Regions from separate parts of the Homo sapiens genome. Here regions 2 and 3 are each linked to region 1. A link is an interaction called in ENCODE POLR2A ChIA-PET data of the cell type or tissue named here. Cell type or tissue: A673. All regions are shown on one strand. Each heading gives the region's core, and the rest is flanking DNA. Links, peaks and the distances in the headings are about the cores only. Region 1 holds the start of CREB3L1 (cAMP responsive element binding protein 3 like 1). Region 2 overlaps ARFGAP2 (ARF GTPase activating protein 2). Region 3 overlaps AMBRA1 (autophagy and beclin 1 regulator 1).

Region 1 (10,183 bases), core at 3,231-8,230:
ATATAGTAAGTCCTTGAAATAGAGCAAAGTTCACTACAATGTGACCCAAACTTGACTTCTGTTCTATGCTCAGGCCCCTTCTCAAATAAAAGTGAGCAAAACTCCATTCTCTATGGGGCTGGTAAAAAAAAGTGACTGCCTCATGCTCCTGTGGTACTCTTTCTGTTTGGTCTGCTTTGTGCAGTAAGGTGTCACAATTTTTACTTTCCTGCTTTTTGTGATAGTACAGACCATCTGAAAAATACTGTTTTTCGTTAATTCTACAAAAATATTACTCCACATTTTATGTAATTGGAAAATTTATTTTTAAATTTGTATTATTATTATTACTTTTAGAGACAGGGTCTGGCTTTGTTGCCCAGGCTGGAGTGCAGTGATGCCATTATGGCTCACTGCAGTCCCAACCTCCCCAGCCCAAGTGATCCTCCCTCCTCAGCCTCCTAAGTGGCTGGGACCACAGGCATATGCCACCATGCCCGGCTCATTTTTTTTTTATTTTTTGTAGAGACGAGGTCTCCCTATGTTGCCCAGACTGGTCTTGAACTCCTGGGCTCAAGCAATCCTCCTACCTTGGTCTCCCAAAGCATTGAGATTACAAGCATGAGTCACCGCAAAGGAACATAATTGGAAATTTTTGACTGGGCATATTTATTGCATTATTGTAGAATTTTACTACATTGAGCATCTATTTTGTCCCATGTGACTGTGCTAGGTTTATGTCAATGCACAAAACTGATATGGACTCTCCTCTTATGGAACTTACTTTCTCGTGGAGGAAATAGACAATAGGCCATTAAAATAATTGCAAACTGGGTTAAGGGCTAGAAGATATCAAAAGACTAAAACAGAAAAGAACAGGGGGGTCCCACTTTAGGTAGTCAGGGAGCGTTCCCTAAGGAGGCAATATTTGAGCTGGGATCAGAAGGCTGAGATGGACAGACTGGGGGAAAAGCAGTCCAGATGACAGGAACAGCATGTGCAAGGGCTCTGAGGCAGGGCTGGAAAAGGCTTAGTCTTAAATTGGGTGAGTATGGATCCAGGAGTCCTAGAGCAATCTGAAGAAGAAACTGGGGAAAACGGAAGCCCTAGAGACAGTGCTCAAGAGTGACACCTGAGCCACAAGTTCAAATCCCCTGTGGGTCAGCCAGCTGTAGACTATTCTAGACCAGGGGCTGCAGAGGCCTGTGCAGTAGGGGGATGGCTCAAGGTAATGAGAACTCATTAAAAACCATGGAGAGCCCTTCCTGGACCCCAGAGACAGTGCAGGGTCTGCAGGACCTCGATGGCTGCAAATAGATGGGCTTAAGGACACTTTTCCCTCTTCTCTAAGAATGTGGGGTCTGGTTTGGGCCCCTTTTTCTTCATCCATCCATCCATTCATTCATCCATCCATCGATTTATTCATTCATCAACGGTTGTTAGGCACTGGGATACAGCAGTGAACAAGACAGACCAAGCCCCTGACTCAAGGAACTGTTCCCTCAACACTGGGGGAAGCAAAACCCAAATCAAACCTCTGCTCAAAACGAACTTAATGTTTTGATAGAGTAGGTATCAGAGGTCTCCTTTCTGAATAGGCACCCTGAGATTTGGGCTCCTCCAGTAGGTTTTTCATTAGATCTTTTCTAGCAGATTGCACTCTGAGACCAGAGTGCCTTAGCACTTCTGTCCTCTTTCCTGTTGGTGAGAACTTAAACAGAAACACACACAAATCTCCCCTTTTAAGGACTGTTAAAGGCCCACCCACAGACATAGGAACACCCAAACACACATACTTCTCTAATCTCCCTAAATCTCCCGAAGGCTGGGGGTGGGGGTGCCTCTCTGCTTCCCAGTTAGCTCAGGAGAAGCCAGGCTAGGCGTGTGGGGAGTAGCGATCAGCCTTAGCCCCCACCGCCTCCCCGCAATGCTGGGCTGGTCCCTGGGTCCCCGTCACTCCCACACCTGGCCTCCCCAGCTGCAGGGAGTAAACGGGTGTGCTGGGCAAACATCCTTGCAGCTTCCTGCTGCTCCCCTCTGAGAAAACAGACCTTTTCTTCCTCCTCCTTCTCCTCCCCACACCCTCCCAGCTGGGGCTTCTCTGGGATCCCAAGCCAGTTCCCTCTAGAGAAGCCAGACATCCCTTCCCCTTAGCCAGAGGAAGGAGGGGACAGCACACAGACCTAGTGTTTCCATCTGGAGAAACGACCTGCTCTCCCTCTGGTCCTTTATCCCAGTTCTTGGAGCCCAGACCCTCTCTCTCATACTGGCCAAGGGGCTGAAGGACCACAGAGTACAGTGGCTCAAGGGTGGCCACATCAGAAACCATGGGAGAGCGGGAGGGGCAGGGAGGAGATGCCCCCACATGGGACAGGAAGGGCAGCCCCCTTCTGAGGATCTCTGAGAATCGCATAAACAGAATTGCAGCAACATGAAGGTATCCTCATAGAAAGAAAAATAAGGCAGCCCAGCCACCTCCAAACACACTTGTCTTGACTTTGTGTACTCACTCTCCTGTCTGTCCAAGTGCATGCGTATTTCTTGCATAGTTGTTTTCAGGGTGAGCATACATTTTGCATTTTGCACAGAGCAACAGAGCACACATGATTTCCACATGATTTATGGCCCGTATCTGGATTTTTAAGGAGGATAGCGAATATTCTGCTCTCCATTTTCCAGACTGAGAGGCACACAGACGCCATCCCTACCCATCCTTAACCCTGGAAACATTTTCCTATCCTCATGCAGAATGAAGAAGTTGGGGGAAGGGTTGGAATGGGATCTCAGCTGGAAAGAACCTCGGATATGGAGATGGAGACCCCAGAGAAGGAAAGTGACTTGCTATGTTCACACAGCAACTCGTAGCTGAGCAATTCTCACTATCACGCCCATCCAGTCTCTATGGATCAAGCCAACGATGAACGTTACATGCCAGGCATTGTGCTACATAACCTTCACTTTAATTTTCTCTCGAAATGCTTACAGTAATGCTATAGTTCTAATATTCCCATTTTTCAGATGAGGAAGTCAAAGCCCAGAAGAAGAAAAGTCACTTTTGGCCGGGCGCAGTGGCTCAAGCCTGTAATCCCAGCACTTTGGGAGGCCGAGGTGGGTGGATCACGAGGTCAGGAGATCAAGACCATCCTGGCTAACACGGTGAAACCCCGTCTCTACTAAAAATATAAAAAAAAATTAGCCGGGCGTGGTGGCGGGTGCCTGTAGTCCCAGCTACTCGGGACGCTGAGACAGGAGAATGGCGTGAACCCGGGAGGCGGAGCTTGCAGTGAGCCGAGATCGCGCCACTGCACTCCAGCCTGGGCGACAGAGCAAGACTCCGTCTGAAAAAAAACAAAAAACAAAAAACAAAAAAAAAAACAAGAAAAGAAAAGTCACTTTTCTGAATTGTCCCGCTGGCTGGTGGCAGAAACAGAGACAGAATTAAATCTCCTGATTCCCAGCCCAAGAGTCCTTTCTCTCTTTCCTTAGGCACCCCATCTTCTCCCGCTGCCTCTCCTGGCGCTGCCCCAGGTGCGAGATCAGGAGCCTCCCCAGCAGGGCTTTTCCTCCCCAGTGTCCTAGTGCTGGATCCCACTGTCTGGTCGTGCCTCTTTTCCTGTGCTGGACCAAGGCCCAGATAAGCAGCTGGGGATGCAGGGCTGAATGGAGCAGCAGGAAGAGGCTTCGGGCGGCCGAGTTCATTCAGAAGAAAGCCCAACTCAGAGCTGCCAAGGGCCGAGAGAAGCTTACTGCAGGGCTCTACTGCCCTGCTTGACTTCAAGGGTCCGAGCTCTGACAAACCTCTTTCCCTCTGACTAGTGTCTTTTACCAGCTTCAAGAGGAGGTGTGGATCCCCCGATCCCTGCTGCTTTATTCCTGGGATCTGTGCCAGAACCATCTATAGGAAGACCTGATCCAACCTCTCCCCCATTTTACAGACAAAGAAACTGAGGCTCAGGGAGGAGAGCCAGTGGTAGGGGCCAAGCTCACAGGGGAAGCAGAGCCAGGACTAGAAACCAAGTCTCGCTGCAGTCAATGCAAGCCCTCTGCCCTTATACCCTTGTCTTGTCTGCTGAATTATGCTCTCTCTGCCTGGGACAGGGGCCTTCCTCAGAGCGCAGGGTGACCAGGATGTGCTGCTTAATGGAGAACAGGGAGACCTCAGCCCCCATGCCTCCTTGACTCCGGCTCCTGTCCCTTGGCCTGGTTCCTCACCATCAATCTAGTGGCCTGGGACAGTTTAGGTGGAAGTCCAAGATGCTCAAGTCCTCTAAGGACTTGACTCTTGCCTGGCCAAGTTTATCTTGGTCCTGGGAGGTAGAGGTCAGCAGGTAAAGAGTCTCAAGTGCTTGATCACAGGGTGTGTGTGTGTGTGTGGCGTGTGAACAGGCATGCACACGCAACTGGTGGTTCACTGAAGAGGGGGCTCCCACTAGACTCCCCAAACAATCCACATTTCATCTGGGCAGGCCCTTCTGAACCCAAATATTTTCTCCCATTCTAAGTCCGTGCCCCTCCCCCATCAAGGCCTTAGGGCTGAGCCTGAGAGAGGGAGGGAGGGAAGAAGAGAGAGAAGCCACGTTTCCTTAGGGAGGGAGGGGAAGAGTGAGAAAGAGGAGAAAGACAAGCTCACAGTCGGACCTAGTCAAGAAGACATAGGGAGAGGGAGAAAGTCAGCCAGACTCCAGGAACAGAGGGACAGAGCAGAGATCTAGAGGCAGATGGAGAGAAATGGCTCCCTCCTCCTGAGCCATCACCCTATGTTGCCCTGACCGCCTCTTCCCAGCCCCCAGCCTCAGGTCCCTCCCTGGGGTGGGGGGTCTCTGGGCCTGATTCCCTGGGGCTGCCAGGGTAGCACCCTGAAATTTCTGGGCCTGGCTTCCCCGAGGGGTCGGGTCTCAGGCCCTCTGAACGTTCCCCGGTGCGCCCCCCAGCGGAGATCCAGCCTATGAGCCACCGAAGCCCCAAGGGAGGCGCAGGAAAGGGCGCTGCCACTTTGCGCCCAGTCTGGTCCTGGAACCTGGGGTGGGTTGGGGACGGCTAGAAGACGTGGGTGGAGGGCGGGATTGGTGTCTCTTGAGCTCAGATCCGAGGATCGGACGGACCCGATACCTCGATGGCCCCTTCCCCCTAGAAGGTGGAGGCCAGTGTATTCAAAGATTGAGCCCCCAGGAGGGGCGCTTAGCTCCAAACACATGTCGCTCCTGGAGACCCTGCGCTGAACCCTCTCCCCGGCTCCTGCCCAGTGATGTGTAGTCGGGTCCTTCTAGGGGCCCAGGCGCGCCGCGAGGACGGGTGCCGAGGGGTGGAACGGGAACGGAGACCCTTCATCTTACCGCATTGTTGAGGAAGTCCGACTCGTTCAGATCCCCCAAGTCCAGGAAGCTGGATCCGGGGAACAGCCTGTCGGCCGGGAAGGGTTCCAAGACGGCGTCCATCGCAGCCGGCTCCCGGGACCCCCTTCCACTGGGCTTCCCTCACTCCAGGGCGGCGGCGCGCCCAGTCCAGAGCTCCTGCCTGAGCGCTGGCAAACGGGCGGGGGGCAGGTCCGGGGCGAAGCCCCGGGGGAGGGGCGGACGGAGGCGGCGCGGCCCCGGGTGGGGGGCGCGGGGCGCGCGGGGGCCTTAGGGCAGCGGCTAGGAGCGGGATGGGCTCAGGGGCCCCGGGCGCACCGTGGGCATTCAGCCGACTCCACCTCCTCCTGCTCCTCCTGGGGCACAGCTGGCTTCCATGGGGAGCCCGGGGTTGGGGCTGAGGGCTTCAGGAGCCCCCCGGACAGGGTGGGAGCCGGGGCGGGGGAGCTAAGTGCTCCCCCGAGACTGGGTGGCTGCCGGCCTCTCCTCTGTCTCTGCGTCTCCCTCCGCACGTCTTCTGTCACTTTCCTCTCTGTGAAACCGGGAACCCCTGGCTGGCTAGCCCAGCTGGCCAAGGCGCCACGCCCCCACATCAATATTCACAATAATTTAATATTAATGAGAAGAGGGCGTGGCTCGAGGAATCCTCTCTCCTTTTTTAAAGAGACATCTGCAACTTCGTCTTAGTAATCTCTCTTCTCTGAATGCTCAAGGTGGGGGCTTAAAGCAACAATAGTCCTGGAACCGATAACAGTGTTCCTGGAACATTGGCATTTTAAGGCTTCACCAACCACTGTCCCGTAAATTGATGAGGGAGCTATTTCCATCCTTCCAGCCTTATACTAAAGCCTGCACGAAACCCAGTCAGGGAATTCCATTTCACAGTCCCCTCAACAGATCTCCCCTCAACGGGGGAGATTTTCAGCTTTTTAAAAATTTTATTTATTATTATTACTATTTTTTTGACACGGAGTTTCGCTCTTTTTGCCCGGGCTGGGGTGCAATGGTGTGTTCTCGGCTCACTGCAACCTCCGCCTCCCAGTTTCAAACGATTCTCCTGCCTCAGCCTCCTGAGCACCTGGAATTACAGGCGCGCCCCACCACGCCCAGCTAATTTTTGTATTTTTAGTAGGGACGGGGTTTCACCATGTTGGCCAGGCTCCTCTGGAACTCCTAACCTCAGGTGATCCGGCCTCCTTGGCCTCCCAAAGTGCTGGGATTACAGGTGTGAGCCACCATGCCCAGCCGATTTTCAGCTTGTAACTCTCATTTCTCATCTCACCTGTTTCTTCTTCCAGGAAGCCTTCCCTGAACCCCCAGGCTGGAGCAGTTACCAACGGTATACACCCACAGGGCATCATGTGCTCACCTCCACTGTTTCCAGTCTAATGTGGTATTGTCCTTATTTGCTCACATTGTTTGTATCTGTGACCCCACTGAGCTGTGAGGCTCCTCAGGGCAAGGACAGTCCCCAGCTTCCCTCTGTGTGAAAGGGCTGGGTGAACAGCCAGAGATAGGAGAGTCCCCCTCTTCTCCTCGATAGTCAAGTCCCTCCCTACCCCCCAATGGTTCTGAAGAGCAGGAAGTTGGAAAACAGTGGTTCTGGAATCTGAATGAGCCAAGGTGCTGGCTGGCTGCACACTCCACAGTCACCAGACACTCCCAGGGCCCCGGGATCCATTACCTAAGTGGCTTGCTCCTGCGTACAAACTTAATCTCTTGAAAGGGCTGATAGCAATCGCCAAGCACCTGAACAAATGGAGGTGGTTCAGAAAGGCACTCCCTCAGAGGGCTGGGCACACTGTTTCCTGACCAGAAGTTATTAATAAGATTAAGCATGTCCTTTCTGTCTGGGACGTTTAATTAGCTCAGGAACCAAAGGCCTTTAAGAGGTAGAGATGTCATTGCAGCTAAGCCATGGATGTCACCAAAATTGCTCTCAGCACCAGGTGGGAGAAGGGTTCATACCAAGGCTGAGACAGCAGTTGTTTGCTTCCCTGGCAGGCAGGCAGTCACGTGGCTTTTCCCCACCTTATGATCTAGTTGACATAGTTCTGGAGAGTGAAGTTCTGACCTTCCAGGCTGTCACATGACTGTTAGCTCCCAGGCCTCCTGTAGAATTTGCTCCTGAGAAAGTAGGATTATAACCCATGCTCTGGGGACCAGTTCACCAGCCATGCAACTCCGAGAAGTAAGGCTGGGCCAAAAAGAAATCAATTCACTTTCACAACAGTGGCGGGTAGAATTAGGGTGCTGGGACCATGGGTGTCTTCCCCAAATGCGTCACATCTGGCCAAATGGGGACCATTCAAACACTGGGATGTGGCTGATACTTCTCAGGGGGAGGGGAGGGGTCTCTGGCTGGGTGAACAGGCTATCGTGAGTGAGCTCCAGCAGCAGGTGTCTGGAGTCCTGGCTACTAAGCTATAGTCCCTACAGGCCCCCAGGAGGAGAAAAAGTGGCCCCCCGCCTGAGGTTGGCTGGAAATTGTGCCTGTGTTCCTCCCAGCCTGCTCTGTAATTAGAGACACAGGTACCATTTAAGTGATTGGGGAAGATTATATAGTTTTAGATAAGTAGGATTAGAGTGTCCTCTCTTTCCTTATTCTTACCCAGGTGAACACCCCAGGAAACCATTGAAAATAATCCTGGGGAGCCATTCTGGTTCCAGCAGCTTCTGCGGAGTCTGAGAGGCAGAATCTCCCAAGAGAAATCCTGGGGAAAGGGGTGGCAGGGGGAGGAGGGAGACCAGGCAGTGTAGAGCCGGGCACACAGAGGAGTGTGATCATTTTCTTTCTGGAATGAAGAGGATGGCAAAGTCCAGCAGAGATGAGGATGATCGCAGATTTATTCACACATTCTACAAGCATTATTGAGTACCTACTGTGAATGGTTCCGAGACTAGGCACTGGAGACACAGCAGTGATTAAGAACCTGGATCCCAGAGTAAACGTGTTTGTACAGAGGTGGGTGGGTAAAAAAATGTTAAGAAGATGATTTCAGAGAGTGGTAAGGACTATGAAAAAATAAAATAGTGTGATGTGACTCTTTGGGTAAGGAAGGCCTCTCTGAAGAGGCCACATGTGAACTGAGAACTGAATCAAGAACTGGGGTCATTTATGGGGCAAAATGCAGGGAAAACATTCTAGGCAGAGGGAACAGCAAGTAGAAGAGAAAGAGGAGGAAGGCCGGACTGGGAAGAACAGGCAGTGGCGCAGGAGTGAGATGATGAGGGCGAAACCCCAATGCCCTACACAAACCCCGTACTTATGGCCACACTGAAGCCCAGGCTCTATTCTGTGCCAGGACTGGAAAGAACTGTGCCCACCTAAAGCCTTCTGTAGGGTGTGGTCAGTCACACATCCCTTCTCTCTTGTCTATTAAAGATTTTCCAGGAGATGAAATGAGATGTCTCCCTGGGTCTTAAGTCTGCCTTCTAACCCAGCAGGGAGGGTTTGCTCCCTCCCTCCCAGTTCTTGGGCCTGGTCCCACAACCCAACCCCCCACCAAGGCCCCTCCTTTACATCTGAAGGAGTTAGGGGATGGAGGCCAACGTTGGCTCTGCAAACACCACCTCCACAGGCCCAAATACTGCAGGTCACGAGAGGCACTGATGGCAGCTCCTTCTGTGACGGGCTCAGGAACACCTGGTTGCTGCTCTCCATGAGCTGTTCCAACTGTGAAGCAAAAGCTTCATGCATAAAGGCATCCCAACGCAGTCAATGACGCACAGGAGAAAGAGGACAGAGATAAGCTTCTTGCCTGTTCCAGACACTGAGGATCAGGCAGAGAGAGAGGCTCCTGCCAGGCTGAGCTGTGAGTAGAATGGGGTGTGTGTGTGTGTGTGTGTGTGTGTGTGTGTGTGTGTGTGTGTGTAGAGTCACTGCCCTTCGTTGGGTCTCCGTTTCCATAGCTATGAAATGGGCGAGGTGTTGATGCCCTCTAGGGTTTCATCCTCTCCAAGGATCTTCCAATGTGCCCTTTCCAGGACAGGGCCTGGGGAGCAGGGGTAGGGGTCGGGGGAGTGTGAAGGGCCTCCCCGCTCAGGAGGCCTGGTACTTTGATTATCCAGGCTTCTGCCCAGAGCCTCCAGGAGGGTGCAAGCTGGTGTTTACACTCAGCAGGCAGGCCCTGGGTGGTGATAATAAGGTCACCCAAAGTAAACTTGTCTTGTTTGCCTGGGTTGTAAAGGGAAAAATGCTTTGGCACACTCTAACAGGAACTTCTGAGAAATGAAAACATATTCATCCTGGAGATTAGACTGACTTCCGGGGTGCAGACGGGGCCCTCTGTTCTCTAGCAGCTCCCTAAATTGGGCTGCATGGCTGCTTTCCCTGTGCCCCCCACTGGGGCTGGACATGGAGCCTGAGGTGGCACTCTACCAGGAGCAGGGTGGGTTTCAGAACCCCAGCTCTCACTTAGTTTAGGGCTCTCCTTTCCACCCCTTTGGCCTGTGATCCCTTTCCACCCAACCCTGAACCATAAAAATACCGGACATTTATTAGTACTTGCTTTGTGCCAGGCACTAAATACTTTTTATCATCTTGTTTAATTCTTGGAACAAGCTTGTGAGATAAGTATCGTCTTTCACTGATTCTGAGATGCACATTTCCTCAATGTTTTAACATCTCTGAAATCAGAATGTGTCTTATGATCGATGGTCTGTCATAGTTTAATGGATGATGTTTTTTCCTTCCTGAAGTACATAAAATAGTGGTGCATCATGTAATTGATGACACCTTAGAATCAACATGATATTATTATCATCCCTAATCTGCAGATGAGAAAACCAAGGCTCAGAGAGTTTATATGACTTGCCTCTTCTCGTTTTATAGAAAACCAAGGCCTGGGGCC
Region 2 (10,183 bases), core at 1,995-6,994, 890 kb before region 1:
TGTTTGCTACCCTCCAGTCCCTTTCCTCATGGGTTTGGAGTATGATTTCTTGTCCACAAGGTGCTTGTAGGTCTTGGTGCTTCTTGCCAGCAGGAGTGGCTCACCGAGGCATCTGTGATCTGGCCTCCTTTTCAGCCCCCTGCCTGGGATGCGCCAGCCACTGAGCCTTCAGGGACCCAGCAGCCAGCCCCGTCTACAGAGAGCAGTGGCCTGGCACGTGAGTTCAGCCCAGATTCCAACCAGGTGCCCTGGTCCTAGGAGAGGACTCAGGGTTTGGAAGGGGACATCTGGCCATGACAATAGGAGCAGGGGTCCTCCTGTATCTTTGGGTGGGCCGGGATTCATTTTAATCCTTGGAGGAAGTGGTAGATATTCCTTTTATCTTTTGGTGGCAAGCTGAGGAAAGCCACCGATTCTTGTCCCATCACTTCTTTCAAGGGGAGGTTGCAGGAAGCTAGGAGCTCATCTCTAACTCCTACCATTGCATCCACAGAGCCGGAGCATGGCCCCAACACAGACCTGCTTGGCACCTCACCCAAAGCCTCACTGGGTCAGTATGCCAGCGGGCAGGCGTGGGGTGTCTGGGAGAGGGTGGACCTCAAATGTTCTTTTCAGAGGTCCTACTGCCTGGCCGTGTGGACAGAGGCCACAGGAGACTGAGCATCTATCTGATTCTCTGGAGTGGGGACTGTGATTGAAATAGTGGATGCAACACTGATTTTAGAGCCAAGCCCTTTGAATTGATGAATCTGGGTGGGCTGGTGTATAAGGCCTGGGGTCTGCCTCTGAGTGTGGGGCTGGGTCTAGCCAAAGTGTTGGGGAGGCCAGCATGAGACTGGACACCTATCCCTGGGCTCTGAGGCAGGGCTGGCTTGTCTGGTGCATTTCCGGGGGTGGAGGGACAGCTCTGAGCTGCCGAAGGCTGGAGGTGACATTGTTCTTTCTCAGCCAGTACCCCAGCCTGTCCTTTAACTCTTTCCTACATTTTCCTTAGTGTCTTTCAGACTTGGTTCAGGGCGAACAGTCCATTTGCTGACCTCGGTTTGTTCTGTTGACTCTTGGGGGTTGGGGCTGGAACCCAGCAGAGTGACTGTCAGACTGATCCATGAGAAGGCTGGCATAGCTTGGTCTGAAGCAGGGCTTCATAGAGACCGCTGGGCTTGGGAGCTCTGTGGAGGCTCTGGGGTGGGCCTCTTGTTAGCCACAAGTCTGTTTCTCCTCCAGAGTCCGTGTATCTGTCAGCTAAAGGGGCCCTTCCTGCCAGAGGTAACTGACAGCTGCTTGGGGAGCCCAGCCCCTGTTCTCAGCTTCCTGCTTTAGAAGCGGAGCCTGGTGCTCACCATATGCTCCCTGCCTCGCAGTCTTTGTTTTGGTTCAGGGAATTTGGACGTCTCTGGTGCTTCGGACGTCTCTGGTGCTTCAGGTCTAGGTTCCTGTCTCACTCTGCTGGGTGCCAGTAAATACCCCAGCCACGTCTGTCTTTGGCTTTGACACCGCTGGTTGGAGCTGGTGGTGGCAGCTTTGCCTTCCCTTGCCTGAAGCTGTTCTTAGGAGCTCTTGCCATGAAGCTGCATGGTGTATACTGAGCTACTGCCTCTGAGCTGCCTTTGTCTTAGCTCATGCCTACCCGTTTCTCACGCAGAACTGAAAAGCTCCATCATTGGCAAGAAGAAGCCAGCAGCAGCTAAGAAAGGGGTAGGTGGGGAGAGGTGGTATGGTAGAGGGGTTAGGAGCTGGGTGCAGGCTACCTGGGTTCACTCCTTGACCTTACCACTTACCAGCTATATGACTTTGGCAAAGGTACTGTGTTTCTCCGAACCTCGCCTGTGAAAGGGATTTAAAGATTTAAAGGGATTTAAAGCCTGTCTTCAAGGGCTGCTGGGAGGAGTCGGTGAGATGGAGCACATCTAGTGCTTGGCGGAGTGCTTGGCACATACTTGGCCCTGTCAGCATTAACTGCCGTCCTCAGGCCCGGGCTCTGCTGGGGCTGTGTGAGCCGCCCATGCCCAGCTCCAGCGGAGCACTATTGTCTTGGCCATGCTGGTTGGGCTCCTGTTTTTTACCCTAAATTTTAAGAAGGGCCTTTTCCTTGTGGGTGTGGCTACAGTGCCTGAACCTGGGAGGGATCTGAGGAGAGTGTGATTGGGAAGGCCCCTTACATGATTCTGTTCCCAGCTGGGTGCCAAGAAAGGCCTAGGGGCCCAGAAGGTGAGCAGCCAGAGCTTCAGTGAGATTGAGCGGCAGGCTCAGGTGGCAGAGAAGCTCCGTGAGCAGCAGGCAGCCGATGCCAAGAAGCAGGCGGAGGAGTCCATGTAAGTGTTTGCTGCCGGGGCCTCAGGCTTCTGCGGGGCTTGGTGGGTGGGTATGTTGGACAGGTCAGGATGGGTGGTGGCCACTGACACCTTTGTTCCCCCTAAGGGTCGCCTCCATGCGTCTGGCCTACCAGGAGCTCCAGATTGATCGTAAGAAAGAGGAAAAGAAGCTACAGAATCTGGAAGGGAAGAAGCGAGAGCAGGCAGAAAGGTTGGGCATGGGCTTGGTATCCCGAAGGTGAGGCTCAGCTCCGGGTGTGGCAGGGAAATGCCGTTGTTTTCTGGGAACCATTGCGGGGCCTTCCTAGCAGTTTGGGATGCTAGGCTTATTGTTTCTCCAAGTCTGAATAGATCACTTGGCTTATTGTTCTAAAGTCCCTAATACAGTGCTTGGCGCATAGTAGGTATGTGCTCAGTAAGTTGAATGACTGAATAGGTATGTGAACAAAACACAGGATCAGGTGTTATTTCAGTATCTTCAAGAGACTAGGGTGGTTTTTCTTGATGGCACTTTGAGTCATGGGACAGTTTATTTTTCCAGACCTCCCTGAGAATTGCGGTGCATTTAGTATCATCCTTAATTCCTGTCTAGAGATGCCATTTGTGCTCCCTGTAATACCCTCACATATCCCCCACATTTCAAATGCCCTCAGTTTGGGTGGAATCCTTCCTGTTTCAGAACCACTCGGTTTGCTGTGGTTTTCTTTCTTTTTCTTTTGAGACAGATTCTTGCTCTGTTGCCTAGGCTGGAGTGTAATGGTGTGATCTCAGCTCACTGCAACCTCTGCCTCCTGGGCTCAGGTGATCCTTCCACTTCAGCCTCCCAAATAGCTGGGACCACAGCCGGGAGCCACCATGCCCAGCTAATTTTTTTACTTTTTGTAGAGACAGGGTTTTGCTATGTTGTCCAGCCTGGTCTCGAATTCCTGGGTTTAAGTACCTTGGCTTCACAAAGTACTGGGATTACAGATGTGAGCCACCATGTCTGGCTGCTATGGCTTTTTATTTTTATTTTTTGAGACAAAGTCTCACTCTGTCACCCAGGCTGGAGTGCAATGGCACGATCTTGGCTCACTGCAATCTCTACCTCCTGGGTTCAAGTGATTCTCCTGTCTCAGCCTCCCAAGCAGCTGGGATTACAGGTGTGTACCACCGTGTCTGGCTAATTTTTTGTATTTTTAGTAGAGATGGGGTTTCACCATGTTGGCCAGGCTGATGTCGAACTCTTGACCTCAAGTGATCCACCTGCCTCAGCCTCCCAAAGTGCTGGGATTACAGGCATGAGCCACGGTGCCCGGCTTTCTTTTTTCTTTTCTTTTCTTTTTTTTTTTTTTTTTTTTGAGATGGAGTCTTGCTCTGTCACCCAGGCTGGAGTTCAGTGGTGTGATCTCAGCCCACTGCAGCCTCCGCCTCCCAGATTCAAGCAATTCTCCTGCCTCAGCCTCCTGAGAAGCTGTGATTACAGGCATGTGCCACCATGCCCAGCTTATTTTTGTATTTTAGTAGAGATGGGGTTTCACCATGTTGCCCAGGCTGGTGTAAAACTACTAGCTTCAAATGATCTGCCCGCCTCGGCCTCCCACAGTACTGGGATTACCGGTGTGAGCCACGGCGCCCAGTGCTTGGATTACGGGCGTGAGCCACATCCAGCCAGAGCATAACATTTTAACTTGAAAGGACATTGGGTCTCCCTCCTTTCCCTGCTTCAGTCACATAGGAATGACTGGGTTAATAGATGACTGGGTTAAGGGATGACCAAGGGGTTAAGGCATATGAACAGTTTTTTAGCAGTGCAACAATTGTTTACTTAAACCCAACTCACCCTATTTATTTATTTGAGACAGAGTTTCAATCTCGTTGCCTAGGCTGGAGTGCAATGGTGTGATCTCAGCTCACCACAACCTCCGCCTCCGGGGTTCAAGCTATTCTCTTGCCTCAGCCTCCACACCTGGCTAATTTTGTATTTTTAGTAGAGACAGGGTTTCTCCGTCTTGGTCAGGCTGGTCTCGAACTCCCGACCTCAGGTGATCCGGCTGCCTCGGCCTCCCAAAGTGCTGGGATTACAGGTGTGAGCCACCATGCCCGGCCCAACTCAGCCCTATTGCAAAATAATCACTCCTTGGGGTTCTTCTAGCTAAAAGCTATAGATATTTTTTAATGAATTGATTTAAATCAAATTAGTCCTTAAAGTGTCCTTGTGGAGCCTGACAGAGGAATGAGAGGCATCAAGAGTTGTATTGTATTGCCTGCCAACCCTAGACCCCTTTTCTTTGAGAAACGAGACAGCAATTCTAGGTCTTAGTGCATAAGGCCAGTCTTTGTGCTTTGAGGTGCTTTTTTTTTTCTCTCTGAGACGGAGCCTCGCTCTGTTGCCCAGACTGGAGTGCAGTGGTGCGATCTCGGCTCACTGCAAGCTCCGCCCCCCAAGTTCACGTCATTCTCCTGCCTCAGCCTCCCAAGTAGCTGGGACTACAGGCACCTGCCACCATGCCCGGCTAATTTTTTTGTATTTTTAGTAGAGACGGGGTTTCACCATGTTAGCCAGGATGGTCTCGATCTCCTGACCTCGTGATCTGCCCGCCTCGGCCTCCCAAAGTGCTGGAATTACAGGTGTGAGCCACGGTGCCTGGCTTTTTTTTTTTTTAATAAAGAGTAGGATGATGAAGAACTCATTCTTTGATGCAGTTATGTTCATTTCCCTGGTGCTGGGGCATTTCTTCATCCATTCCTTTGCTTTGTGAACCCCATCAGTGAAGGATGGGGTTCATAGTGCACAAGGTAGGGAGTTGTTCAGGACAGAGACCACTGGCATCTGGTGCACAATATTAAAATTACAACACGAGCCAGGCACAGTGGCTCACGCCTATAATCCTGGCACTTTTGGAGGCCAAGGCGGGTGGATTGTCTGTACTCAGGAGTTTGAGACCAGGCTGGGCAATGTGGCGAAACCCTGTCTCTACTGAAAAAACACAAAAAATCAGCTGGGTGTGGTGACGTGCACTGTAGTCCCAGCTGCTCGGGAGGCTGAGGCACAAGAATCGCTTGAACCTGGGAGGTGGTGGTTGCAGTGAGCCAAGATTGCACCACTGGACTCCAGCCTGGGCGACAGAGTGAGAATCTGTCTCAAATAAATAAATAAAATTAAATTATAACAGGCAAACCGTCACTGGCCAGGGAACTCCTACGTGGAATAAACAAAGCTGATGTGTAAAGAATTCTGAGGTGTGCTTCACAGGTCACCACACACAGCTAGCCTTCTGTTGGGGTCTGGCCCAGCCCTGTGCTTGGGTAAGGACAGAAGGCTCTGGGTGACGCTCCGTGAAGGAGAACCCAGTTGCTGGGCATTGTCTCTTGTGCGGTGATGCTGATGCCTATCCTTTGGTCTCATGCCTGGCTCTGCTTTGCTGCGCAGCTCTGTCTCCCACTCCGTGCTGTCTGAGATGCAGGTGATTGAGCAGGAAACCCCAGTGAGTGCAAAATCCTCTCGCTCGCAGCTGGACTTGTTTGACGATGTTGGTACTTTCGCCTCTGGACCCCCAAAGTAAGGCTGTTTTCTAGCTGTAAACTTGGCTGCTGTGTTCCTCATCAGGCTTCTCTGAGCCACTCTACTGTCTCCCTAGGTACAAGGACAATCCCTTTTCCTTAGGGGAAAGCTTTGGCTCCCGCTGGGATACAGATGCTGCCTGGGGTATGGACAGGGTAGAGGAGAAGGAGCCAGAAGTGACCATCTCAAGCATCCGGCCTATTTCAGAAAGGTAGAGTGGGCTGTTTTTTCTTTTTTCTTTCTTTTTTTTTTTTAAACAAGCTGAAGGTAGAGAATTCTAAGGCAGCACTGTCTAGAAGAACTTTCTGTGTTGATGGGAATGTTCTCTGTGTTGTTTAATATGGTAGCCACTACTATGTGGCTATGAGCCCTTAAAATGTGGTTGGTGCAACTGAGCAACAATTTCTGATGTAGTTTAATTTCTGATAAACGTAAATAGCCACCAGTGGCTGGTGCCTGCCTCATTAGACAGGGCAGCAGTCAGGCTTCGGTTTGAGTTGTGCTTTGTCATCATAGAGGGCCTGGCAGCTTCTTTTGCTTGGGGTCCATTTCTCTGGCCGGAGGAGCCTGATTGTATGCTTCAGTCCTGACCTCCTTTCAGGGGTTTTATGTCTCCAGCCCCCTTCTTATTTTTTAAAACCCTACTCCATCTTAATCTGGGATCTGTTTAGTTGACATAATATCTGTGAGTTATCCCCGTATAAAATGGGAACGTAACTACTTCATAGGGTCTCCGGAAATACCTGGCCCAGTGTCCACATACTCAGCGTGAGATGAGAGCAACCATCTCCCTTTCCACACCAGGATGCTTTTGAGAGTAAAGGGGGCAGTTTGCTATTCATAGTTATGACAAGAGTAGGTATAAAGCCAGGCAGACCGACACATATGCTCATTGTAGTACTAGGCAAGTTGTCACTAGGATTAGGGTAGCAGCAGTTGTGTGGCCTCCTGAATGCTGACGAAGCTGTGTGCTTTTGGGCAGGAGCCTAGGCCACTGCAGGCTGTATTTCCACCCTGCCTAGTGCAGGTTCCTAAGCTCTCTGGGCCTTGGCCTCAATGTGGAGAAGGGTGACTCCTCACCAGGGGAGAGGGGCCCAGAGCCACAGAGCCACAGACAGAATGGGACCTGGTAACCCATCACCAAAAGGCCACTGGTGCTCTGTTTGGCCTCTGTACTCTGCCTCCCCTGATGATAATGGGAGGAGTCCGAGATATTCCACATCTTCCCCTCAGAGCCACAAACCGGAGGGAAGTGGAGAGCCGGAGCTCAGGCCTCGAGTCTAGTGAGGCGCGTCAGAAATTCGCAGGAGCCAAAGCCATCTCATCTGACATGTTCTTTGGGCGGGAGGTGGATGCAGAGGTAAGTGGGGCTGTCTGCCCTGAGGTCCGAGGCAGCAGGCAGAAGCATGAGCTTTCTCCCTGCCGCTGCTTTGGGCTTTAGCACCAGGAGGGCCTGGCCTGTGTGAGTCCTTGGGTCATCAGCCCCAAGATCCCCAGGCCTGGCCTTTTCCTCACCACAGTATGAGGCCAGGTCTCGGCTGCAGCAGCTCTCAGGCAGCAGTGCCATCAGCTCTTCAGACCTCTTTGGGGACATGGATGGAGCTCACGGAGCAGGTAGGGCCCTGGTGGGGTGGCAGGCACCAAGTGAGGCCTGGGAGCAGGGCGGGAGGGCCCTGCTGTGACTGGGAAGGGCTTCTTGCTGGGCTCTGGGTCACCCTGCTCTTGTTTTACAGGAAGTGTATCTCTGGGGAACGTGCTGCCTACAGCGGACATTGCCCAGTTTAAGCAGGGTGTCAAGTCTGTGGCTGGGAAAATGGCTGTGCTGGCCAATGGTGTGATGAATTCCTTGCAGGTGAGGCTGAAGTGGGGCCTAATGAGGAGTGCTGGGAGGTTTGCCCTTCGCCACCACATAGAGACACTGCTACTGCTCAGCCCCTCTGAGCCTTAAGAGCATTTTCGGCCGGGTGTGGTGGCTCACGCCTGTAATCCCAGCACTGGGAGGCTGAGATGGGTGGATCACTTGAGGTCAGGAGTTTGAGACCAGCCTGACCAACATGGCAAAACCCCGTCTCTACTAAAAATACAAAATTAGCTGGGCATGATGGCGTGCACCTGTAATCCCGCTACTCGGGATGCTGAGGCAGGAGAATCGCTTGAACCTGGAGGTTGTAGTGAGCTGAGATCATGCCACTGCACTCCAGTCTGGGTGACAGGAGTGAAACTCTTGTCTCAAAAAAAAAACCACAAACGAAAAAGCAAGAGTCTAGAGAGAGGCATTTTCTTGGAGGGCAGCTTCCTTCCTTTCAGCTCCGTGCCAGGGCCGGGCCTCTCCAAGATGCCTCTGTGTCTGCCATGATCTTCCCTGGCCTTGTCACCTGTACCGCTCTTTCTCTTCTCTTCCCAGCTTCTGTGAGGCCAGGCAGGGCTTCCCTGTTGTCGGGTGCCCGAGTGGCCGCTGCCCCAGCTCTCACCGTGGACTCCTGCCTCACCGGGCTGTCCAGCCCCTGCCTCCCCAGTCTTGCTGTGGGGTGCTGGGGCAGGCAGTGTGTTTGCTGGGAAGCTGCTGCAGCTTAGAGCCTCTGACTTTTTTTTTTTTTTTCTCCCCCCTCGCCCCCAGGATCGCTACGGTTCCTACTGATCCGAGCTCTGTGACTCAGGCTTACGATGGTGACGGCAACAAGAACTCCACAGTTCCCAGGCTGGGGATGCTTTGCCTTGTGGAAGCTGGGGAGGATTTGTTACTTCGTATGTGTGGTGTGTGTGTGGGGTGGCCTTTGAGGCGCTCACTCCTGTGAGGGGAATGGTCAGTACCAGCCCTTGTCCTCTGCCTGTGGACTGAGCCCTTTATTCCCTCTCACACCACCCTCCGTGTGTTAGACTCTTGTCCTTCTGTCCTGCCCCCACAGCTGCTGCTCACTTATCCTGCCATACTGGGAAAGGGGGTTCCCCCACGATGGCTTATTCTGGGTCCAGACTTTCCCCAGGTAGGGAAAGCGGAAGGTAGAAGGCTTTTTTTGCTGGCTCTAGGGTTCTTCTAGTTCGAGGCCTTGGGTCCCCATCCTCTGGAACCAGGGGGAGGCCTGGAAGGAGTTCACTGTAGACCCGTCCCATGGGGAAAGAGGCTGCGGACTTGCTGCTGCTGCTGCTGCCAGTGGCCTCTTCTGGGTGCCAGGAGAGGGGAAGGACCTTTGTCTGGGCGTTACCAAGGGCTGGAAACTTTACCTGGTACCTAAAGGTTTCATTTGGGATCAGACCGGAGACCCTTGGGTTCTCCCGTCTCACCACCCCTTTCTACAGTAAGCACTTGGAAGATTGTTTCAGGGTGTCTCAGGGTCCCTCTGTACCATCTGCTGTGGAATGCAGGACCCTCTGTGACATTCTTTATCCCTTCTTCCCCGGGTTGGTGGCCATGGAGGGTCTTGTCTGCTGTGATTCGACTCTGGATGCTGTGAGCTTGATGCTGGCCAGGGAAGCAGAGGATGTGAGAGGCAGAGGCAGGCTCCTGGGGCTGAGCTCCTTCCTCTGCATCATTCTGGGCTTGGCCTGGACAGCACCCGCCAGTGAGAGCTGTGGGCCTCACCCTCTGGCAGCTGAGCCAAGCACTGTCATTCTTGGTGCCATCTTCCCCTGCCGCACCGGCAGTCTCAGCCCAGCCCCCACCTTTGGGTTGTAGGTTGGGCTCCCAAGCAACACAGACCACTCTTCCCCTTGCCCCTCCCCCAGAGGGACTTGACTTTCTTTCTGGACTGTTTGTATTGAAACAAAGTGGTGTCAAAATAAAGCCCCTGCAGGGCCTGGCTCCCTGTTGGTCTGAGTGAAGCAGTGTCCTCTGGATCCTGCCTCCCTGCCCAGTGCCGGCCCCTGGCCTCACTCTCTGGGCTCCCACCGGTAATGGTAGGGCGTCGGTACCGAAGCTGAGGACACTCTCTCCAGGGCCTCCTGCTTCTCTCTTCTCTGAAAGCCAAAGGCCCCTGGCTCCTTGGCTCTGTGCTGCCGTGAGGTCCGGTGCAGCTTCGACCTCACCACCCTGTGGCACGCAGAGGAAAGAGCTGGCATTAGTTGGCCCTTTAACTCGCTGGCTGAGGGCGAGCGAGCAACCTCAGCAGTCCTGCCCCTTGTCACGGCAGTAGGCTTGACTGGGGATGGGTTTCAGTGGAGTTTAAGAAATATTTAACGCCGGGTACAGTGGCTCATGGCTGTCATCCCAGCACTTTGGGAGGCTGAGGCGGGTGGATCACTTGAGGCTAGGAGTTTGAAACCAGCCTGGCCAACATGGTGAGACCCCATTTCTACTAAAAATACAAAATTAGCGGGGTGGGGGCGGTGT
Region 3 (10,183 bases), core at 3,116-8,115, 220 kb before region 1:
CCAGTTTTGAACTAAATTTATAAATTAGCAATCACTGCTTCTTAGAACAGCAGTGACTGGCATTGAGATCACTTGTCAATGCCTGCTGGCCCCACAGCCTGACAGCTATTGTCTACGGAATAGTCCTGGGTTCTAGTCTTGGCTGAGGCTGTGATTTATTATCTGATCTTGAGCCGGCCCCTTTCCCATCCTAGGCCTCAGTGTCTGATGTGTAAAATGAGATTAGATAACCTCAGATTCTTGTAGCTTTAAGCTTCTTGGATCTTTGTTGGAGTTAACTATCTTAGAAAAATTTCCCCTGTCAGCCGGGGGCGGTGGCTCATGCCTGTAATCCCAGTACTTTGGAGGCCGAGGCAGATGGATCACAAGGTCAGGAGTTCAAGACTAGCCTGGCCAAGATGGTGAAACCCCATCTGTCTAAAAATATAAAAATTAGCTGGGCGTGGTGGCGGGCGCCTGTAAACCCAGCTACTCAGGAGGCTGAGGCAGAGAATTGCTTGAACACAGGAGGCGGAGGTTGCAGTGAACTGAGATTGCACCACTACACTCCAGCCTGGGTGACAAAGTGAGACTCCATCTCAAAAAAAAGAAAAAAAAGAAAAATTTCCCCTGTAGTAGGCAGAGGTACAATAATGAAAAGTCTCAGAAAAGTAAGGGGCCTTCCTGAGGATTAAGAATAGGCTATATGGTACCTGTCGAGCCTCAATGTATTTGTAAAATACATACTTTACCTGAATTCTAGCTCTTACTGAGGACTTTGATTTATTGCTTAAAAACGTGTAATATTGCTTAGCAACTTTAGAATTAATACTTTAGGATTCTAGAATTAGAATTACTGGGCAAGTAAAATACATATGAATATTTGTTAAGAGGAATGCAGAAGAAGAGAAAGAAAATGGAACACGTCTGGATTGTGCTTGGGCTTAGAATGGGAAAATACAGCAGGAAAGAATTACGCAGTGGGGGTTTGGGGGAGGAAGACATAACCCTTAGATTTATATGCTTATTTTTTAACATAAAATGCACAATAGGAATGTGGATTTGCATAATGTAGGCAGATGAAATTAAAAGGTAACATAAGGGAGGAGAGGAATTTGTAAATGGTAATTATCTCTTGTATTACCATTCCTTGGAGAAAAATGAAGGCTCTGTAGTTCCAGGAGACCTATGCTATTAGCTATTCCCTATGAATGATATCAGCTGGGGCTGTGCCTTCCTTCCAGAAATCAAAGCCCTTGCATATGTGCACAGTCATTGAAAGTAGAGACTGGGGCCTCAGTTTCTAACCAGCAGCACTCCAGTAAGGAAATGAGTTGACCAAGATCACTGTGCTCTCCAGGGACAGGAATACCAGCTAGGCCTTCTGTTGTCTGGAGATTGAGTAGAAACAGAGCAGCATAGGGAAACAAAAATTTTTTAATAGTCTAATTGTCAGCAAAGTCAACTGTATACTGTCAAGAGGACAGTGGCCTTTTGAGCTTTTTGCTGCAAGAGCTTCATTTATAAAGGCCCAAGTCAGAGCCATTTGTCACTGAGGAGCAATGACAACCTGACTGTCTGGTCAGGACTCAGACAGCAGTCTGTAGGTGCATTTTTCATTCCTTCAAATTACAGCCTCTCTCCGAGGCAATTAATCCTAGACATTTAGCAAAAGAGCTGCTGCTGTGTTTCTCCCTTGTTCTGGAAATACATCTTCTTGTATTCAGCACTTATTTTGGATACTTGATTGTTTGAAGGGTGTTTTTTTTCTGGTAAAATCTTTGATAAGAAAGTATTTTTCCCCCTACTCCTTCCCAAATACCCCTCTGAGAGTTAATCAGAGATGCACAGAGTTCAGCAACTGGGAAAGCCATTAATAACCCAGCCAGCTTCTATCCTGCTGGCTCAAAGTCAGCTTCAGGCTGTTGGAATTGATGAGGGTTTCTCTGGTGTTTCCCTGAAAAGTATTCCTCCTATGTTGGAGGAGCAATACCAACATATTTGTGTACTCTGTTCTTCACACTTTTAAGTCATTACCCTTGGAAAGGGTGTTGGCTATGTTGTTAGAGCCCGGTATTTAGCACCCTTCACTGTTCCTAAACTGTCTGGGTCTGCCTTTCTCTCACTTTTCATCTGGCAAATATCTTCCAATTCACTCATATTCAGCCTCTGCCTGCCTGACCAAATTTGTCTCCTTCTATCTCATAGAGCCTTGGCTTGATGTCGACCTTGTATCAGCACGGAAGTGAGTGGCAGATTTCTGTGTAGTTTTCTAAGTATATCATTATTTTAAGTACTTTTAATTCCTGTGCTCTTCTATTGGAACTTATCCCTCTCCCTTCAGTTCTTCCACTAAATATCCCATGCATTGAAATTTCTTTTCCCACCCCAACCCATTATCTCTGAATCTTCCCCTCTTTCTAAACTATAGAATCTAGAGAGTCATCAGTTACTGTTTCTGCCTTTAGTTATTTGGAACTGTGCCTTTGGTCCAGGATTTCTGTGTACCAGTACTAAAACTGATGGCCTTTTCCCCTCTTCCTGTCGAACTCGTCCTTTTGTAGTATATTTTGACCTTTGCCACCTTACCCATTCCGGTATTCAAGGTTTTACCTGCTCAGTAAATGTTTGAGCTGGTTTGGTTATAGGCTATTTTATCCTAGAGGTCTGTGGGTTCTTTTCTCCCATAGGCAGCATCTCATATTGTGTTTATTATGTTTCACATTTTCCTGGTCGTGCTGGGTCCTCTCCTGTCATTTCTCCTTCAGAGTTCTCAACACTTGGAATTTGAAATCTGCTCTGCCTTGTATTGAGATGACATTTAGCTCCTATTTCTCCATTCTTAGCCAAGATGTTAAATAAACTGAGGACCAGCATGAGCACCTCCCCTTACTTAACATGTTGCCTCTTTTATAGTGCCTCGTGTAACCTTCAGTCTGAGACTGCGTGTATTTGAGCCAGCTGATCTCATTCTTGTTTTCCTTTATATATCCCCCACTAATCTCTAAACACTATAAAGCCATTATCTCTGACCATATTTTGCACCCTCTCTTTTCCATCAGTTTTTAAAAATGTTGGTAAAATACACATAACATAAAATTTATCATCTTAACCCCTTCCCTTTATTTTTTTATTTTATTTTATTTTATTTATTTATTTATTTTTGAGACAGAGTCTTGCCCTGTCACCCAGGCTGGAATGCAGTGGTGCACTCTTGGCTCACTGCAACCTCCGCCTCCTGGTTCAAGCGATTCTTGTGTCTTAACCTCCCAAGTAGCTGAGATTACAGGCGCTCGCCATCACGTCTGGCTAATTTTTGTATTTTTAGTAGAGATGAGGTTTCACCATGTTGACCAGGCTGGTCTCGAACTTCTAACTTCAAGTGATCTGCCCGCCTCAGCCTCCCAAAGTGCCGGGATTACAGGCATGAGGCACCACACCCAGCCCCCTTCCCTTTTTTTTTTTTTTTTAAATGAAGGGATAAACTGAATCAGAAAGAAATTATATTTAGGTTTTAATAGCAACAAAAAGATGCTTGTGACCTACGTTGTACGGGCCCACATTTTCCCCAGCCCTGGGGTTTGCCCCTTTTTCTCTGTTGTCTTCTTGTGTTCTTTCACCAAGCTCTGTGTTACCTTTGGGCACTGGCAACTGCTCAGTACTGTCCAGTGCACTGGCTTCTCCTTCCCTGCTCTTCAGCCCTTCTAACGAGAGATAGATTCGTGTTTGTTGTCCAGAAGGAGGTGAATCTTTGGATCTTGCAGGAGCAAATTGTCAGCTCTGTAATGTGATTCTGGGAAGGCCAGCTCTCTCTCATGGGTGTGGAATAATTAGATTTGACCCATGATGCTTCTTTTCTAGCTTTATTTTCTATTTTTTATTTTATTTTATTTGAGACAGAGTTTTACTCTTGTCGCCCAGGCTGGAGTGCAAAGGCGCAATTTCAGCTCACTGCAACCTCCATCTCCTGGGTTCAAGGGATTCTCCTGCCTCAGCCTCTGAACAGCTGAGATTACAAGATGCAACACCATGCCTGGCTAATTTTTTGTATTTTTTTTTTTCTTAGTAGAGACAGGGTTTCACCACGTTGGCCAGGCTGGTCTCGAACTCCTGACCCTAGGTGATCCTCCTGCCTCAGCCTCCCAGAGTGTTGGGATTACAGGTGTGAGCCACTGTGCCCGGCCTGTTTTCTATCTTTCTTTAAAGAGATGAGAGTCTCTTGTTGCCCAGGCTGACCTTGAACTCCTGGACTCAAGCAGTCCTCCCAGGTAACTGAGACTACAGATGCACACCACTGTGCCCAGATAGTTTTTTATCTTTTTGAGGCTTAGAGGCCTCCACCCTTTCCCCCGCTTAGGATCCTTTTTAACTTCAAAATATTTTCTAACTCCTCTTATGATAATTAGTTGTACTTTGTTCAGTACTAATTGATAAGTGAAATATACGATAATGAAAAGCTATCATGAATTCAATTGTACTTTTAAATGAATTAGTAATTTATCACAACAGTAGTATATTTGAAAAATAATAGTATGCTTAATTTGGAAACTGTCTTATTTGTTTGATATTCAGCTACTCTGTGTACATGTATAATTTGTGGGCTCCCCAGTAACTGCAGTCTGCTGGTCAGGAACTCCTGATTCCATTGTTCTCTTTAACCCCCCTTTTACATTCCATATAGTCTTATCTCTTTCTCCTTGCCCCTCCTTTCATCTGCACAATTTCAGGTCAAAGGAATAAGATATGTTAAGGAACACAGTGTACGCTTTCTCTTTTGGGAAAATAAAAACCAAATACTTTCAATGGATCAGCTTCCAATATCCCTGGTATTGATTTGTCATTTAATGCTCGGCAGCCAATTCTACCAAGATATAAAAACCATCATAGACTTTTGTTTCTGGCTTGTGAAGTTCCCAGTGGTCCACTTAAAAGCCAAGTGTTGCCTTAACTTCGGTTTCAGGGCCAGTTTGAAGATTATCTCATTGATTTGAAGATAATCCAAAGGGAGAATTCAGAAAATATCCCAAATCAAGCTCTCAAAGGTTCATTTATTTTGTGGAGTTGGTTAAGCCGCTCATTAACTGCTCTGTCCAGCCAGTGCCCTTTGGCTTATTATTCTTTTGATGTACTGGAAACTAAAACATGTGAAGCTCCTTTCCTCTTCTCTTGTAGGAAGCAGTGAAATGTAGTGGAAAGATCTAGGACTTCAAAGTCCAATCTTCCTTGAATCCTGCCTTAACCACTTACTAGTTATGTGACCATGGTATTTACCTCTCTGGTCTTTCGTCCGCTTCTCTGTAAAATAGTAATAATACTTCGTGGCCTAGCCAGAAGAATTAAATGGGATAACATATCAATAACCTTTGTATTGGAACCTAGCAGATACTTAATAAATGGCAGTTACTACTATTGCATGGACTGTTAACAGTCCATAAAGAAAACACCCAGACTTTGTATTCAAATGACCTAACATAGGATTACGTTTTCTAATATTCTTCACCATTGACAGTCTGTAAAAGAAGGTACTGTCTTTTTCTTGTGCATTTTTTTTTCTTTTACCTGTCACTGATTTTTCCACATGGAAGACCTAAACAGATTTCATTTGAAGATAACCATTTGCCAAATGAAATTGGTGGGGGAATTTTTCTTCCTTTAAGACCTCCTCCCACAGCAGGCGTCTGGATAACAAGTAAAATGATAAATAATGTAAGACAACCCCCCAAGACACATTTTTCTTGCATCTTTCAATATAGAAAAAGTTTATATATATCCATTCCAAATCCTAAGATCTAAATGTGGCTTCAGTTTGAGACGCTAAGGGACCACATTAACTCAAGAAAAATCCTCCTCTTTCCTGAGCTGTTGGTAAATGCTCATAAATCTCTTAGTTGAGGTTCTCCAGAAATATGTTTTATTAATGTGCTGCCTAATTAGTGAGCAGCCAGATGACTAATTTATGTGGGGTCCTCTCCTAAGTGTAAGAATGTCATTTTGGGGATGTTTCCTTTTTGGGCTGGTGGATGATTCTTCCTTAGTGACTCTCTTATGTGTAGTGTTTTTATTTTTTTCAGGGACAATGGTGACAGATCCAGGCACCGAGCTCCACGCAATGCCCGGATGTCTGCACCTTCGCTTGGACGCTTTGTCCCAAGGTAAGAACCGAGTTGCTAGCAACAGAGGGAGCCTTCGTTAGAGCCTAGGATTTAGTTTTAAACCTACTTTCTGGTCTTTGAATTGTCCACATCTGGCATTGTTTCCTAGTGGGCCCATAGCCCAGCCCTGCTGTCTAAACTCTTGACGGATGATGGTTAGCCACATTCAAAAGAGATGAAAAAGTGGTGCTGGGAGAATCCTGTTTAAGAACAGAAGTGTTGGGGGAACTTTAGAAGGAAGGGCAGAAAAAGATAGATACAAATCTGCGGAAGGACCAATCTTGGGAGATTTTATTTCTTTCTGGGCATCTGTGGATTCAGTGGGTCCCTTAGCCCAGATTTTTCAGTGTAGGTAGTTAGTATCTGTTTCGTGGTAGTCTTTAGTCAGCTTTTCACATGTGATTCCTTCTTGTAGGCGTTTCTTGCTGCCTGAGTACTTGCCTTATGCTGGGATTTTTCATGAACGTGGACAGCCTGGCTTGGCTACTCACTCTTCTGTTAACAGGGTCCTGGCAGGTAAGGAAATGTTTCTTTGGCTTTTGAAAATGTGAAGGGCCAAGGAGCCAGATAAAGCTTCTCCCTCCTTTACCTATGTTGATGTGATGGTGTCTTGGCATCTGTCTGAAAATTCTATTTTGGGGTCCTGGTTTGATATTCAGTTCCTTACTTGAAGGCAGGAAATGGCAGGGTTGAAGAAAAATGTTTCTCTTACCCTATTCCCACTTTCCCTAGACCTTTTTTTTTCTTTTAAATTATTTGTTTAAACCATTTGTTTCTTAATCCAGCAATTAAATTCTAGCTATGCTTTTAATTGAATGATAAAGGTGCCGTGTTTATGTTTTGGTTGGTGAGATACTCATGAGCCAGATCCTGTGATTTAATTAGGAGCTTAGTGCACACCTCTCCACTCCTTTGGTACTGCCAGCATGTGGAATTTCCAGGCAGTGTGGAATCTTCTGAGGAAGGAAAAGAGGGAGACGCCCTTGGAGCTGGCTCAGAAATCTCCACAGAACAGAAAATGGGCTAGGCAAGCCCCACTGAAGCAGTTTTATTGTTTATTTACTTATTTATTTTTGAGACAGAGTCTCGCCCTGTCACCCAGGCTGGAGTGCAGTGGCACGATCTTGGCTCACTGCAATCTCCACCTCCCGGGTTCAAGCAATTCTCCTGCCTCAGCCTCCCGAGTAGCTAGGACTACAGGTGCCCGCCACCACGCCCAGCTAATTTTTTGTATTTTTAGTAGAGAGGGGGTTTCAACGTGTTAGCCAGGATGATCTCAATCTCCTCACTTCGTGATCTGCCTGCCTCAGCCTCCCGAAGTGCCGGGATTACAGGCGTGAGCCACTGTGCCTGGCCAGCAGTTTTATGATGGTTGAATAGCTTAGTGACAGATGTTTTTCGGCTGTGAGGCATGACGTGACTGTGTTCTGAGACGTTGTGTGTGCTATTGCTTCTGGTCAGTCTCTAGAGAAGGAAGTAAAGCAGAATTCCATTTTTATATGTGGCAAAGGTTGTTTCCCTGTCACAGTCTTTCCCTACCTCCCTCCCACCTCCACTGCCGACTTATAAATTTATGAATGCAAATGCATAAAAGGTATAAAAATCAAGCCACATTTAGAGGTATCTTTAATAAGCATCTTTATTAAAAGTTTTAAAATGACATTCTGTTTTGGAGAATCTGGGCCATGTGATGGTTAAAGGTGGGGAGGGATCTACTGAGGCAGTGGCACTGTCTGACTGTGAGAATGTTACAAGCTTTATCTTATGATTTCTAACCAAGCTGCTGTGACAGCATCAAGGCCATGGGATCTGGCCTTTCCTAAATAGTATGTTTGATCCAACATCAATGCTTAGAAATTCCAGAAACCTCAGTGGTTTCTCTGTCAGACACCAGGACTTCATAGGCTCTGGCCTGGCAGGAGAGCAGACTATACCACAATCTCCTGACAGCCTCATCTGAGGAGGCTCTGGCCCTAGTTGTAAAACAGATGCTGTGGTCCGTGCCTCTCCTTGCCTGGCACTTCTGTGTGGCTTAACCGAAGGCACGTTAAAGCTTTTTTCACTGGCAGATAATAACTTGCTGCCAGACAATACTCTAGAGCTCTTCTCCACCCTTCTTTGTTCCAGACATCTGCCTCCACCACCCCATACAGCACCTCCTGCTTCTCTACTGCCGGCAGATCTCTGTTTCCTTGGCATTTAGCTTTGGGGGAACAGCTGTATGTTGTTTTTTTCTGCCTTGCCTCCAAGACCTCCTTACTTCAATTTCCTGTTTCCTACTTTATGCCTTGTGGTCTGACCCCAAATGGCCTAATTACACTTATGGATGCCTTTGAATATAGGGGCTGTGTTGCAGTGGGCAGCTGTTTACAGATGTGAAATCTGAGAAAATCTATCAAAGGATGCAGAATGCCATTAGGAGAAGGAACTCTAGACTCCCTAGAACCTCACTCTTGAGTTAGATTAGCAGATGGTTTTCATTCACCATTAAACTAGTTTCTACCAATTTTTCAAAATACATATTACAGAGTATTTATTTATCATTCGTTGATATTTTGATGTCCCTCCAGATTCTATTGGCAGTTGTATCATTTGTTTTCTTCTCTTGAGAAAATTCCAATAATAATAATATAGCAACAAAAGCCTAACATTTATTGAGCACTTGCTATATACTAGGGAGTGTTTTACGTGCTTTACACATATTTCGTTTCTGTCTTGCAGTAATCATATGAGATAGGTGCGATTACCTAATTAACAGTGGAGGAAACTGAATCCCAGAGGGCTAACTTGCCCAGAGTAATGCAGCTAAGAAGTAGAAGAATGGAGCCAGTAGTCTCTAAACCACCTTCCCGATCCGCCTCCTCGTAGTTGTTTTAAAGGACAAAACATTAAAATGTCATTCTTTTTCTTAGGACTTTATAAGAGGGAGAGAGCTCCCAGGGAACTTCAGTGTTTTTCTTGTTTGTTTTAATTATTCTATTTAAATGGTTCCTAGACATAGGTTTTTATGATCCAGTGGTGCTTGCTGAGGAAAATCTTATTATGTAACCGCCCTTTTCCTGAGCCTTCTTGCCCTCCTGGATACAGATGTTTTGCTTTTTATTAAACTTACTTGTGATCATGTAATTGAGCTGCTATAATAATAGCTTTCAGAGTGAAAGAGCAATTGACCTTTTAGCAGTAAGCACTCCCAATTTTCCTGGAAAGGCACTTTGTCATGTATGATTGGAATGAGATTGTAATGGTCCCAGAACAATTACATTTAGCAGACATTTGTTCTACAGCTGTCATATGCCAGGCAGTGTTCTAGGTTACCAGAGTGAATAAGACAGACTATGATCCCTGCCTTCCTGTAGCTCCAAGTCTAGGTGGTTAGCCATGACTCAGTCTTACTCCAGACATAAGTGGAACTTTTGCATGGTGAATGGCTTTTTGCAGGGATGAAGCTTGGAAATTTGGCAGACCTGGAGGGACAAAGCAGACACACACCTGCAGTTTTAGGGGGTGTGACCAGTACTGTAGTGCCAAATGAGTCTTCAGTGGACCCTAAGCAAAGCCATTCAGAATCATCAACAAAAATGGGTTTGCGGAAAATCAAGATCCGTTCTACTTCCTCCCACAAGAGACTGAAAGCAATAATAGAAAACAGAAGCTACTATAGAAAAGTGTTATAAGGTGAAGAGTAAGTTATTGCAAAAAGAATTTTTAAAATATTAAAAAATAAAGAGAAAAGTGTTTTGATAGTCTATTATTCATCTCTTCTCCCTTATCTTGGTGCCTTCACCTGCAATTCTGTAGGTTTCTGGTAGCCTCCAATTGGTCATCAACCCAGGCCTTTCCCCATCATCATCAGCAACACAAATTCTAGACCCATACTTAAAGAGCTGTAAGTACATTTAAAGCTATTGCAGCTCTACCAGGTAAAATTGTGGGAGAACATACAAAAGTCTGAGGAGCTCCCCCTGCTGACATTGTAGCAGACCACTAGCTCTGTGTAGTCACAGCAACTGAAATGATGGAAATGAAGCTGAGTGCCTACCGTGGACCAGGTA

Evidence for each region. ChIA-PET counts read pairs that join two places held together with the same protein. Peaks named below come from ENCODE experiments on the same cell type or tissue, not always from the same donor. Only the 100,000 strongest peaks of a DNase experiment are listed, where the experiment ranks them.
Region 2: POLR2A ChIA-PET joins it to region 1 with 9 read pairs; 1 of 35 experiments calls an interaction of 5 or more read pairs at or near these places.
Region 3: POLR2A ChIA-PET joins it to region 1 with 6 read pairs; 2 of 35 experiments call an interaction of 5 or more read pairs at or near these places.

What each region holds. Positions count from the first base shown.
Region 1 is chr11:46,273,343-46,283,525 of GRCh38, reverse strand. It overlaps CREB3L1 (cAMP responsive element binding protein 3 like 1), which reads right to left and starts at 5,864. Exons shown (of 12, transcript NM_052854.4): 1 at 5,313-5,864. The coding sequence starts at 5,414. It overlaps LINC02489 (long intergenic non-protein coding RNA 2489), which reads left to right and starts at 9,099. Exons shown (of 3, transcript NR_183622.1): 1 at 9,099-9,145. In A673, for the core only: CTCF peaks have their summits at 4,703 and 4,916 (motif pointing left); DNase peaks (open chromatin) are centred at 3,625, 4,545, 4,935, 5,915 and 1 weaker place; H3K4me3 peaks cover 1,680 bases; H3K27ac peaks cover 1,317 bases.
Region 2 is chr11:47,163,793-47,173,975 of GRCh38, reverse strand. It overlaps ARFGAP2 (ARF GTPase activating protein 2), which reads left to right. Exons shown (of 16, transcript NM_032389.6): 6 at 136-217; 7 at 494-550; 8 at 1,643-1,695; 9 at 2,176-2,312; 10 at 2,419-2,550; 11 at 5,725-5,853; 12 at 5,933-6,067; 13 at 7,090-7,216; 14 at 7,377-7,470; 15 at 7,590-7,708; 16 at 8,474-9,675. The coding sequence ends at 8,494. It also overlaps a transcript of CSTPP1 not described here. Among named protein-coding and RNA genes, the nearest start is that of ARFGAP2, 8.0 kb to the left of the region's middle. In A673, for the core only: no CTCF peak of the experiment used is centred there; no DNase peak of the experiment used is centred there; H3K27ac peaks cover 693 bases.
Region 3 is chr11:46,490,072-46,500,254 of GRCh38, reverse strand. It overlaps AMBRA1 (autophagy and beclin 1 regulator 1), which reads left to right. Exons shown (of 18, transcript NM_001387011.1): 10 at 6,051-6,131; 11 at 6,547-6,647. Among named protein-coding and RNA genes, the nearest start is that of MIR3160-1, 43 kb to the right of the region's middle. In A673, for the core only: no CTCF peak of the experiment used is centred there; a DNase peak (open chromatin) is centred at 5,894; H3K27ac peaks cover 1,167 bases.